Linked DNA regions of Homo sapiens: region 1 is linked to region 2. The links are chromatin contacts, found by Hi-C or POLR2A ChIA-PET in ENCODE. All regions are on one chromosome and are shown on one strand. The core of a region is the stretch at or near the end of the contact, and the rest is flanking DNA. Distances in the headings are between cores, read along the strand shown.

Evidence for each region. A loop is a pair of places that touch in the nucleus more often than their neighbours do. ChIA-PET counts read pairs that join two places held with the same protein, here RNA polymerase II (POLR2A). Pooled maps may share reads with other maps.
Region 1: a loop to region 2 is called in a map of B cell, with 6 times the contacts of the local background. The contact joins the enhancer-like site here to the promoter of WDR7 in region 2. A Hi-C loop is called at or near these places in 1 of 168 maps with a recorded cell type or tissue (B cell), 1 of 37 single-sample maps with no recorded cell type and 9 of 50 pooled maps. POLR2A ChIA-PET finds 5 or more read pairs at or near these places in 1 of 52 experiments (activated naive CD4-positive, alpha-beta T cell).

Annotation. Positions count from the first base shown.
Region 1 is chr18:57,831,368-57,837,679 of GRCh38, forward strand. No RefSeq gene overlaps it. Among named protein-coding and RNA genes, the nearest start is that of ATP8B1, 31 kb to the left of the region's middle. RefSeq lists a silencer at 1,410-1,704 and enhancers at 2,082-2,281, 2,322-2,411, 2,452-2,501. Within about 2 kb of position 2,169, at least 6 of the 41 ENCODE cell types and tissues checked have a DNase peak (open chromatin) inside an H3K27ac peak, as active enhancers do; they include B cell, where a contact is called at or near this core.
Region 2 is chr18:56,649,074-56,655,279 of GRCh38, forward strand. It overlaps WDR7 (WD repeat domain 7), which reads left to right and starts at 2,286. Exons shown (of 28, transcript NM_015285.3): 1 at 2,286-2,503. RefSeq lists an enhancer at 2,017-2,406.

The sequences.
Region 1 (6,312 bases), core at 919-3,418, 1.2 Mb after region 2:
CTTTGGGAGGCCAAAGCGAGTGGATCACCTAAGGTTGGGAGTTTGAGACCAGCCTGACCAACATGGAGAAACTCCGTCTCTACTAAAAATACAAAATTAGCCTGGTGTGGCGGCGCATGCCTGTATTCCCAGCTACTTGTGAGGCTGAGGCAAGAGAATCACTTGAACTTGGAAGGCTGAGGCTGCGGTGAGCCGAGATTGCACCATTGAACTCCAACCTGGGAAACAAGAGCGAAATTCCATCTCAAACAAAACAAAACAAAACAAAAAAACCCGGGGTTCATTGTCGGGTACCAGAGTAATTTAGGACACAGACACACAGGAGGAGTTTAGGGGTGGAGGTTTAACAGTTAGAAGAGAAGAGAAAGAAAAACAGCTTCCTCTTAAAGGAAGTGTGTCTGGAGTTGGTTCCTGCCAGTGGGTTTGTGGTCTCGCTGACTTCAAGAATGGAGCCATGGACCTTTGCAGTGTTAGAACTCTTGAAGATGGCACGGACCCAAAGAGTGAACAGCAGCAAGATTTATTGTGAAGAGCTAAAGAACAAAGCATCCACAGCGTTGATGGGGACCCGAGGCGGGTTACTGCTGCTGGCTGGGGGGTGGCCAGCTTTTATTCCCTTATTTGTCCCCTCCCATGTTCTGTTTCTGTCCTGTCAGAGTGCCCTTTTTTCAATCCTCCCCGCGATTGCCTACTTTTAGACTCCTGCCGATGGTTGCATTTTACAGAGCACTGATTGGTGCATTTTACAATCCTCTTGCTCACTACAGAGTGCTGATTGGTGCATTTTTACAGAGCACTGATTGGTGTATTTTACAATCCTCTTACTAGCTACAGAATGCTGATTGGTGCATTTTACAATCCTCTTCTAAGACAGAAAAGTTCTCCAAGTCCCCACTCGACCCAGGAAGTCCAGCTGGCTTCACCTCTCAGAAGGAGTCTCTGAGCAGAAAGGACCAGCTGGTGGAGAACGCACCGAGTTTTATAGTCCAGTTTGAGGAGGTGTTGTCTGATTTACTAGGCCTCACAGATTGGTTCCATCATGTATGACATTTACAAAGCTCTCTGGGAAGGCTTGTCGCCCTACCCTAATCTTCTTATGCAAATGGACTTTCCAGTTGATGGGGGCCATATTATCTGCTTCTTACCGTACACGTGGCTGGCAGAGAAGGCAAGATGGAGCCACCATCTTGAAAAGGTCTAGTCCTTAGTTCCTGCTGGCATTCATCTGTGCAGCAAGCTGCCAGCTTGCTTGTCTATGTCTGCAGCTCAACTTTTATCAGCTGCTCTTTGTTAGAAAATTATTTGGGGCTGCTTTTCATTAAAAGGAAAGCCCTACCAAGGACTCCCATGCCCTTGCTATCTCCCTAAGTAATTCCTTTTTACCTCCTATATCACCACAAGCCAGCTTTCCTGGGAGTCCCCTAGTTTCTCTCCAGGCCCTAGGTCACTTCCTATCACCACTGAATCTGTCAGCATCTTTTTGGTGCACTCAGGCCTCCTGGCTCTCCTCCTCAGTATAGCCTTGAATTAATCACCAACTTATCACATAGTGAACAGATGTAGCCTTTTCCAAATCACTCAGGGTCTTCATTCTGAACCCAAATCACCACTCTGTGCTTTAAAATATCTCTCCCTTGCAGTTTGGTGTGGGTGTAGGACTACATTCTGGCCAATGGAGCTTGAGCAGAAGTGATACATGCAACTTTCAAGTCATGCCCCGTGCCCGTTCTTTTCTTTCTGCAGGAGGGAATACAGATGAATTGGCAGGATCAGGAGCAGCCATGTTGCACCAAGAGAAGATGAAAAAAGCATATGTTGCAGATTGCAAAGTAACTAGGTAAGCATTTGAGTCCCTAAAACTATTCCTGGTATGACTGGTAGCGGCATACTAGCTTGGACTTTTTTGTGTCAGAGAAATAAACCTTCATCTCACTTAAATCAGTATTATTTGGGGCCACTCTCTCTGTAGTAGGAGTGAAACTAGTATCCTAACTAATTTAACTGTCAAAAGAAAAAAAAATATGAGGCGAGAAAATAAGGAATCAAGAAACAAAAGTCAAGTTTTACTCACTTCATAGCTTGGCTCAAAAGCAACTTTAAATATGTGAGAAATGCAACAAATGATAATCATGCATACAGAGAAATTCCTCAAGTGACAAATGCTTTTACTTTCATTTCCTTTCTTGAAAATTGACAGAGTAAGATTCAGATGCATGTACTGACACTCACGTCAGTAACATCGGCTCAGGTTAGACTTTGGTCGTCTTATCCTTCGACTACCTAAGGGACTCATGGCCAGTATATTTTACAACCCCCAGTGCCAGTTACTGAATTCTCACCTGAGAATGAATTCCCTAAGTCTGTAATGTTTCATCATCTTGCAACACAGATAAGCCTGTGTTTAGAGCAGGCTTTTCCATATGAGTCCCTCCTCTTTCACACTGGGGCTGAGTAGAAGGTGATTGACCTGCCTGAGACTTTATCAGTTTGGAGTTCATGTTCCATGTGGTGTTGGAGGGAGCAATGGAGGCTGTGAAATCAGACATCCTGCTTTTTGACAGGGTTGTTTGATGACTCACCCAAGCCATTTTTTATTCTCGGTGCATATTCTAGTTTCCCTTCTCCCGACAGTAGCCTGATGCACCTGTGCTTGCACTGTCCTTAAGCCTGTTGCTATTGTTATGTGGTGTCACTGAGCCCAACACTGCGTGCGTGTGTGTGTGTGTGTGTGTGTGTGTGTGTGTTGAAAGGGGTAGGAAAGTGAGGATGATTTTCAACCATTAAACCCTTAAGGGGCCATCTTCTGAAGCCTGGCATCATCATTTTTGTTCTCAAGAACATTTAAGTCAAAAATAACAAGGTTCCTTTTGCTCATCTTCAAATTATTTTACTTGTTTGATCCAACTGCTAACTAGAAGGTGAATTCTTTCTGCTGTCATTTCATAATTCTAGTGTATTAAAAAGAGATGGGGGCTGGGCACGGTGGCTCATGCCTGTAATCCCAGCACTTTGGGAGGTCAAGGTGGGAGGATCACTTGAGGCCAGGAGTTCAAGACCAGCCTGAGCAACATAGCAAGGCCTCCTACAAAAAATTTTAAAAATTAGCTGGGCATGGTGACACCCACCTGTAGTCCCAGCTGCTTGGGAGGCTGAGGCAGGAGGATTGCTTGAGCCCAGGAGTTTAAGGTTGCAATGAGCTTCAAGTTTTTATACCTTCAATCATACCATTTGTGGCTTAGGAACCCCTAATATATTACATGGAGGGTAATGTAGACACCAAGAAAATGATTGAAAACAATTTATGCCTAAATACATTTGTATTCTTCTTTAGAGAAACCTAGTAGACAAACTAAAAGCTACTAAGCAAATAAATCAAGGTACTGTATTTTACAAAATGACTCAATTTATGCATCATTTAAAGAGTGTGGATCCCTTGGGAACTTTAAACATGGTTGCATTAGTTAAACAGTTGCTTCATTCAGATCCCTCTAGGAACTTGGGCAGCACAAGGGAAGGGGGGCCTCTGTTCCTACTGTGTGGTCCTGGTGATCTGTGTAGGTATCTTCTTTTACCGGGTTAAGTGATAAAAACGGTGTCTTGTGCTCTTTTATCCAAGTCCAAGGAGCATCTTTGTGGGTGTGGGGTTGCAATTATACCTTTCCTCCCTGGGCTGAATCCACAAAGAAGAAGAGAAAAATAACATTTCTGGAGACCTGGCCAAGCCCTGGAATAAAATGGTTGCCTGAGAGAAACTGCAAGTTTGGGAGGCGGGGACTCTTTTCATTGTAACCAAGAGTGGAGTCCTCCATTTCTTTTTCTTTTTTCTTTTTCTTTTTTTTTTTTTTTTTTTTTTTTTGAGACGGAGTCTCACTCTGTCGCCTAGGCTGGAGTGCAATGGCTCAATCTCGGCTCTCTGCAACGTCTGCCTCCTGGGTTCAAGCTATTCTCCTGCCTCAGCCTCTCAAGTAGCTGGGATTACAGGCGCTTGCCACCAGGCCCAGCTAATTTTTTGTATTTTTAGTAGAGATAAGGTTTCACCATGTTGGCCAGGCTGGTCTCGAACTCTTGACATCAGGTGACCCACCCACCTTGGCCTCCCAAAGTGCTGGGATTACAGGTGTGAGCCACCGCGCCCGGCCTCCTCCATTTCTTTTACTTTCCTTTAGTCAATAATGGAGACAGTGAAGGCATAAAAGTGTTCATGCTAAAGACCATTTTGAAAATCCAGCCACTTCCTGTCTGTTACACTCCAGCTGCCTATGTCCTCATCGTGTAATGGGAGGGTCACTCTAGAAGAGGAATGGGCCACCGACTGTCTAATGTGACCATCCTCCTGCTGAACTTGGGGAAAATGTCACTTTTTGCTCTGAACCCAGACCTAACCTCTGGATCTTGCTCTATGCCATGCTCCAGAAAGCCACCACTATCAATGTGAGTTGCCACAAAAATTCAATTTTTTGTTTAATAGACTTAGGATCTTCAGTGAAACTTATGGCCATCCCCAGTGGTCACTTCCATCTCTAACATCTCACGACTTTATGAAAATAAAACAACCAGCTATCATCAGGGAGAGAACACAGAGTTAGGAGTTAGTGGATAAGGGTGAGGGTCATGGGTGAGTTACTTCCCTTCTCAAGCCCCCTACTCTCTCCTTCAGATCTACATGTTACTGTCTCAGGCCAGGTTCCCTGACCATCCTGTTTGCAGTGACAACTGTTGCCCCCCACCTCTAAGTACTCCCTACCCCACTTCCCGTTTTATATCTGATCATTAGCATTTGTGATGGTTAATTTTATGTTTCATCTTGACTGGGTCATGGGGTTCCCAGATACTTGGCAAAACGTCATTTCCAATTCTGTCTATGAGTGGATCACCCTCCTCAATGGGCTGTTGAGGGCTTTAAGGCAGAGGAAGGGAGAATTTGGCCTTTTTTTTTTGGAGACAGAGTCTCACTCTGTCACCCGGGCTGGAGTGCAGTGGTGCGATCTTAACTCACTGCAACCTCTGCCTCCCAGGTTCAAGCGATTCTCCCGCCTCAGCCTCCCAAATAGCTGGGATTACAGGCACATGCCACCATGCCCAGCTAATTTTTGTATTTTTAGTAGAGATGGGGTTTCACCATATTGGCCAGGCTGGTCTCAAACTCCTGAGCTCAAGTGATCCACTTGCCTCGGCCCCCTAAAGTGCTGGGATTACAGGCGTGAGCCACCTCGCCCAGCCCTGAATTTGGTCCTTCTTTTCTGCCAGATGACTTGAGCTGGAATATCACTCTCTCCTTCCCTCAGACTGCAGTTTACATCATCAGCTCCCCTGGTTCTCAGGCCTTTGGACTCAGATTGAATGATACCCCTGGCTTTCCCCAGCTGCCAGCTTGCAGATGGCAGATGGTGGGACTTCTCGGCCTCCACAATCACATAAGCCAATTCCTTATGATAACTCTCCTTCTCTTTCTCTCCTCTCCCCTCTCTATTTTGAGCTGATTATTTTGGGAAACTGCAACCACAGGAGAAGCTCTGAAAACAGAGTGGAAGTTACCTTATCATCCACATTACCCCAGGAGGACAGGATGACTCTAAGTCACTGGAGACAGTTATCCTTTATTGATGGAGAAGGCACTGACTTAAATCTCCATAACAAATCTTACTCTTATTTGCCAGTTTTTCCTGAGCATAATCAACTTTCCCTACACCCTTCTTTTTGTTTCAGCAGACATGGCATTTAAGTGTGAGTTCAAAGCCACCTCTTTGAAATTTACCAATTTCTCTGGGTATCTCCCTGTATACTACACGAGGTATACATGTTAATAATCTTCTGTTTATTTGTCTCTTTTTAATCTGTTTTTTGTTACAGTGGCCCATCCCAACTAAGAATTATGAAAGATTGAGAGAAAATTATCTATTTCCCTACATTTATAGTAATGTAAATAGCATAGCCACTCTGGAAAATATCAGTTTCTTAAAAAGCTAAACACTTGGCCAGGCACAGTGGCTCACATCTGTAATCCTAACACCTTGGGAGGCCAAGGCGGGCAGATCACCTGAGGTCAGGGGTTTGAGACCAGGCTGGCCAACATGTCAAAACCCCGTCACTACTAAAAAATACAAAAATTAGCTGGGAGTGATGGCAGGCGCCAATAATCCCAGCCATTCAGGAGGCTGAGGCAGGAGAATGGCTTGAACCTCGGAGGCGGAGGTTGCAGGGGGCAAAGATCGCGTCACTGCACTTCAGCCTGGGCGGCAGAGCAAGACTCTGTCTCAAAAAAAAAAAAAAAAAAAATAGGCCAGGCACAGTGGCTCAAGCCTGTAATCCCAG
Region 2 (6,206 bases), core at 1,036-3,535:
AACAAGCCTCCTTGCCTTTTGCAGAGCTAACCTGGAGCTTAAGAAGTCCAGAAGGTACTGGTGTGCTGTAGGGTAATTTGCTACTAAATTCTCAAACCCCCAACCTTGCGATCTGCCTGCCTCGGCCTCCTAAAGTGCTGGGATTACAGGCGTGAGCCACTGTGCCCAGCCTGCTACTAAATTTTAAGGACAGAGTAGTACTTAAGTTTTAAAAATGCCACTAAAGCTGGGTGTGGTGGCTCACGCCTGTAATCCCAACACTTTGGGAGGCCGAGACAGGCCAATCTTGAGGCCAGGAGTTCGGGACCAGTCTGGCCAATAGAGTGAAACCCCATCTCTACTAAAAATAAAAAAAATTAGCCAGGTGTGATGGTGTGCACCTGCAATCCCAGCTACTCGGGAGGCCGAGGAAGGAGGATTGCGTGAACCCAGGAGGTGGATGTTGCAGTGAGCTGAGATGGTGCCATTGTACTCCAGCCTGGGTGACAGGGCAAGACTCCATCTCAAAAAATATATATATATATGCCTCTAAAATGGTGAAATTCCCGATTTTATCCTGTGGGTCTCATTTATGATTCTTTTGCAGTGATAACCATACATTTTTGGTTACAACAACAATGACGACATCTCACTTGTCTCCTTGCTTCCCTGTATTTCCCACCTGATTTACATGGCACATTGCTGCCAAATTAATATTTGTGGCTGGCCCATCTTAAGTGACCCCGATAAGTCACACTCTTGTATAATCCTTTCTCCTTGAGTACAGATAAAACCCGTGACTTACTTTAACCAATAATATATGGCAAAGGTGATGGCTGTCACTCCCTAATTTAGGTTATCATCTACATCCATTTCCATATCTATGTCCATGTCCATATCCATGGCTGTATCTATATCTGTGTGACTCCTTTCTTGTGCTCAGTAGAGAGATTCTCCTTGCTAGCTTTGAAGGAGTATGCTGCCATGTTGCGAGAGAGCCTTTAGTAAGGCCCATGTGGTAAGGAACTGTGGGTGGCTGCTAGGACCTGATGGCCACTTCCAGTTCAGAGCCAGTAAGAAGCCAGGGCCCCTAGTCAGACAGCCACAAGGAACTGAATGAGCTGACAGGAGTTTGGAATCAGATTCTTCCCTAGTTGAGCCTCCAGATGAGAATTGCAGTTTGGCTGACATCCACTTGTAGCCTTGTGAGAGCATGAGCACAGGACTCAGCTAACCTGTTCCTGACCTCCTTGCCCATGGAATGTGAGGCAATACATATGTGTTGCTTTAAGCCACTAAGACACTAAGACTGTGATAATTTGTTGTAAAGCAATTTTAAAAACCTGAATACCATGTGGTTAGGAAAAGTGCTACACTATTTATTAGTCAAAAGTCTTCAATTACTTTTCATTGTCTTTGGAATAAAGACCAAAAAGCTTATATGGCCACTAAAAGCCTCTTGTTATCTACATTATTCTATTTTTCCATGTTACTTTTTTATTACCTGGTCTAGGCCGAATGTGATGAAGTCTCTATCAACCCACAAGAGAGCTCCAGGGCATAGACTGCCTGTTAAAGGAGCCGCTCACGGAGCAGAAACAGCTAAGCCCTGATACCACATTTTCCCACTTCACCTACTTCACGTCCCTTGTATTTCTTCCAAATTTAACTTTCTATTTATTGCATATATTCATGTTTTACATTTCAATGCTGGTGACAAAGTTGTTTTCCTTTCCCAATTATTATTCCAAATCTGACCAATTTTTCTAGACTTCCATATGACCTAATGTGATTATCCTTCCTTACCCCAACCTAGAAATAATTCATCTCTTTTCTTCCTTGCTCCTTATTTGGCATTTCTCATCCTGCACTATACTATAGCTTATCTATCTTGGGGGACATTTGTCATTCTTTTTAGCTTTCCAGCATCCAACATACTTTCCAGTGTTTAGGGAATTCCCTACCTCTTGCATCTCAGTGGGAAGCAGTGTGATGGGGTCAGAAGTGTAAACTTGCGCAACATCCTGCTCCCAAGAAAGACGTGCACTTGCTACTTCATCCTTCGCTCCATCTTGGTCCTCCCAACTGGAGAGAGGACAGCCTAGACGAGACTTCCCACAACCAAGATGGCGGCCGTGCACTCCTTGCCCACAGCTGGCCTTTTCTCCACTTTCGGTCTCCATCGTAACGCGGCTGGCTCTCTCGGCGCCGGCTTAGGCCTTGCAAGTAGGGAAATGGTGAGTCTTTCCCGCCCCCTCATTTTTGCGACAGTTGCAGCGAAAGTCACGGCAGTTGGGGCTGGTGTCAGCTGATTTACTGCAGTGGCGGCGGCGGCGGCACCGGCACCTTGCAGTATCACTGGGGAGACGGCGGCTGTATAGCGCTTGCCGCCCCACGGATTATCCCAGCAGGATCTACGCACCCCGCATCCTCCGTAGTTCCGCCCTATCCTTGTCCTCCTTGGCTGGGGCGCCCACCGGCGGTCTGATAGGCTACATCGCGGCATGAGATGAAGCTGTGACAGGTAAGGGGGCTTTCAAGCTTCTCCATGGGAAACCACAGGGCGGGATGTTCCTGCACCGTGGAGGTCAGGGGTCAGGGGTCAAAGGTCACAAACCCGCTCTAGCCGGGGGCGGTGCTAGCTGTCAGATCGCTGCGGCTGCAAGCCTGCAGGTCGGGCCCAAAAGTAGGCGCCGTTACCAAGAGCGTGGGGGCCAGCCGGGGGTCTTTGTGGCTCCCTTGCCTGGTGAGTGATATTTGCTACTTGTGACAGTTGCTTTGGTCTTGAGGTGGGACTGCCTGGTTCCCAGGTGCAATCTAAACGGGATCAGGTGATTGGTGATGATCGTTGGTGGTTATTGACAGCAATTTTGGGCGATGTGCTTGCTTTTGGGGTTCATATAGTCTTTCCTTTCCTGTTGGTACTATTTTTGCCCATGCCCAAGGTACTGACACCACTGTTAGAATTTCATTTTTGAGATGCCATCTGCCAGTTCTTATCCCTTTGCCCTAGTACTTGTCTGAGCGGATGCCAGTCACTCCCATTCACTTAGTGATGGGTCCCAGCGTTCTGAAGCTATGTTTGAAGTCAGCACTACCCTAACTTTGATTCAAAAATTGCTGTTTTATGTTTTTTACCCACTTAGTATGTCACTTTTTGAGGCAGAATTTGCTGGGTTAGATAGTCTGAAACTAGGGAACCTACCGTCGCATGACAGGCTGCATTGATATTGTTGATGCTGCTGAATTTAGGGTTCGGTCAGTGGCAGCTATAGCTTCCTCTCACTGTAATATTTGCCATGAGACAAAAAAAGGCAAACTGACTCTTTCAGGTGTTTATGTCTTAGGATTTTATGGGCAAGGTTGCAGGAATTGCCTGTTGTATGAAAGAAATTAACTGAGTTTTTGACATTTTGTAAAACAAAAATTTTAGTTTGACTCTGCTTCTTGCTTTATAAACAAACTCGTGGCTGTATGAAGGTCAGCTTAAAAGTGAACATAATGTGTTGAAATGCCCTCATTATTACAAAGAATAAAAAACTGTCTAGTTCCATCCAGAACAATACATATTAGTTATTATAAATTGGGAAAACGAACCACTATAAATATAATTAATGCTTTATTATTAATGTCAATTAGGGATTATGGTAGAAAATTCATTTATTTTACTGCCAATCCTTATTTTAAGAGTGTTTCAGAGAAATACTTTAAGAGAAAAATGAGAGTATGCCCTTTATTTTTTCTTATTGCCACCTGTAACTAAATTTTAAAAGATCTCGGTGACTGGGTGAATCAAAGGGACTGGGCTTGGCTTGGTTTGAATATCCCTGTAAGAATTTAACTTAAATTTTAGGGGTAGTGACCCTTGTATCTTACAGTTTCCTTTTATCTTTGATATATGTTCCGTTTTGAAGTTAAAGGAAGTTGGGTGGTTTCTCCATGTAACACACTTAGCATCGAAAATCTTCAAAGTAGTGAGCTTGTTTTGTGTTTTCTTCGTGAGAGGGGTAGGATGACATTTAGCTTTAGTGGTGTGATGTTTATTAGATGTATGAGTCCTTAAAGTTCATTTTGGACCTCAGGTGCAGAGGATGGAGTTAATCTTACTCAATTCAATGGGCTGTTCAAGGCATCTCCCCTGCCTGCATTTTTCGTTCTTCTTTTTTTTTTTTAGATGGAGTTTCGCTCTTATTGCCCAGGCTGGAGTGCAGTGGCGTGATCTCAGCTCACTGCAACCTCCCCATCCCGGGCTCAAGCGATTCTCCTGCCTCAGCCTCCTGACTAGCTTGGGATTACAGACTGTGCCACCATGCCTGGCTAATTTTTGTATTTTTAGTACACATGGGGTTTCACCATGTTGGTCAGGCTGGTCTCGAACTCCTGACCTCAGGTGATCCACCAGCCTTGGCCTCCCAAAGTGCTGGGATTACAGGTGTGAGCCACCACATCCAGTCTCATTCATTGTTTTTTGTTTCTAATTCCCGCTGTTTTCTCTTGCTCATCAACCCATATGCAACCATTCTGTATGATGTGTATTCTTCTGTTTGTATGTGTTATTAAATGTATATTGTTCTGGGTGCCCACATTTTTAATTTATAGAGATGATATCGTGCAGTTTTTTTGTCTCACTATTATGTTTTGAAGATCTATTGCATTGCTGTTCTTTGCTTCCAAGTGCTGCACAATATTTCAGAATGTACATCTACTACAGTTTATCTGTCTGCTCTCCTATTTGTAGATACCCATGTTATTTTCATTTTCCTACCTCTACAGATAATACTATGATAAGCATACATTTTAGACCTCTGTGATACTTTCAGTGAGTTATAGATCCATATGTGATTCTGGATCATTTGGTTTTCATATATTTTATTGAAGCACCACCAGATGATGTTTAGAACAAGCAGCAATAGTCTATACACCTGCAGGAAGCTCGTGAGGGTTCCTTTATCTTTGTTTCCCCACAAATGCTTGGTTTTATTCAGTGCTCCAATTTTTCCAGACTAATAGATACAAAATTAAATCTCATTTTAAATTACATTTCATTATTTATTCAGATTCATTCACTACTAATGAATCTGAGCATTTCTTTTTTTTTCTGAGATGGAGTCTCACTCTTGCCAGGGTGGAGTGCAGTAGTGCGATCTTGGCTCACTGCCATCTCTGTCTCCCAGGTTCAAGCGATTCTCCTGCCTTAGCCTCCTGAGTAGCTGCAACTACAGGCACGCGCCACTACGCCCAGCTAATTTTTGTATTTTTAGAAGAGACGGAGTTTCACTATGTTGGCCAGGATGGTCTCGATCTCTTGACCTTGTGATCTGCCTGCCTCAGCCTCCCAAAGTGCTGGGATTACAGGCATGAGCCAGCGTGCCCTGCCGAATCTGAGTATTTCTTCATGTGTGTTTTATCTTTTTTAATTTTTTGTTTGTGAAATTGCCTGTTCATCCCTTCACCCATTTTTATTTTGGGGTTTCAGTTCTTTCTTGTTGATTTGCGGACATTTCTTGTATTCCATAGATACTAATCATTTAAGTATTACAAGTGTATCTGTTCCTAATCTGTCATTTGTCTGTAATCTTTCTCATGATGTTCTTCATTGAACAGAAATCTTATATTTTGATATAATCAAATTAAAAAATCTTTTGGCTATATGGTTGTATTTTGGAGGTTTTGTTTAAGAAATCTTTCCCCAGTGCTGTGCCACAAAGTTACTCTGCTATGTTATGTACTGCTAATTCATAGTTTTCTTTTAAACTTATTGGTCTTTAATACATGCAGAGTTTAACTTTTTATGTGTCACAAGTTTGTGATCCAGTTTATTTTCCATGTACTGTGCCAGTTTTCCTGGCATCTTTCTTCCCTTTTCCCATAGATATGGTGTCACACTGTGTATTAAGTGCTCATATATACTCTGAATATTGAGTCCTTTCCTTTGGTTTGTCTGTTCTTGCTCTAACACTATACTGTTTTAACTCTATGGTTTTGTAGTAGTATGTTTTTTCCTCCTATATAAATAACTCTTCCCATTTATTTTGTTTTAACTTTATTTTGATATAATTATAGGTTCATAGGAAGTTGCACAAATAGTAAAGAGAGGTCTGGTTTCCTCCAGTGGTTACATTTTATGCAGCTTCACCCAAGGAACTTCCCTCAATAGTTACAATTTATACCACTGTAGTACAGTATCAAAACCAATAAATTGATTTTGTACAATGCCTGTGTATAGT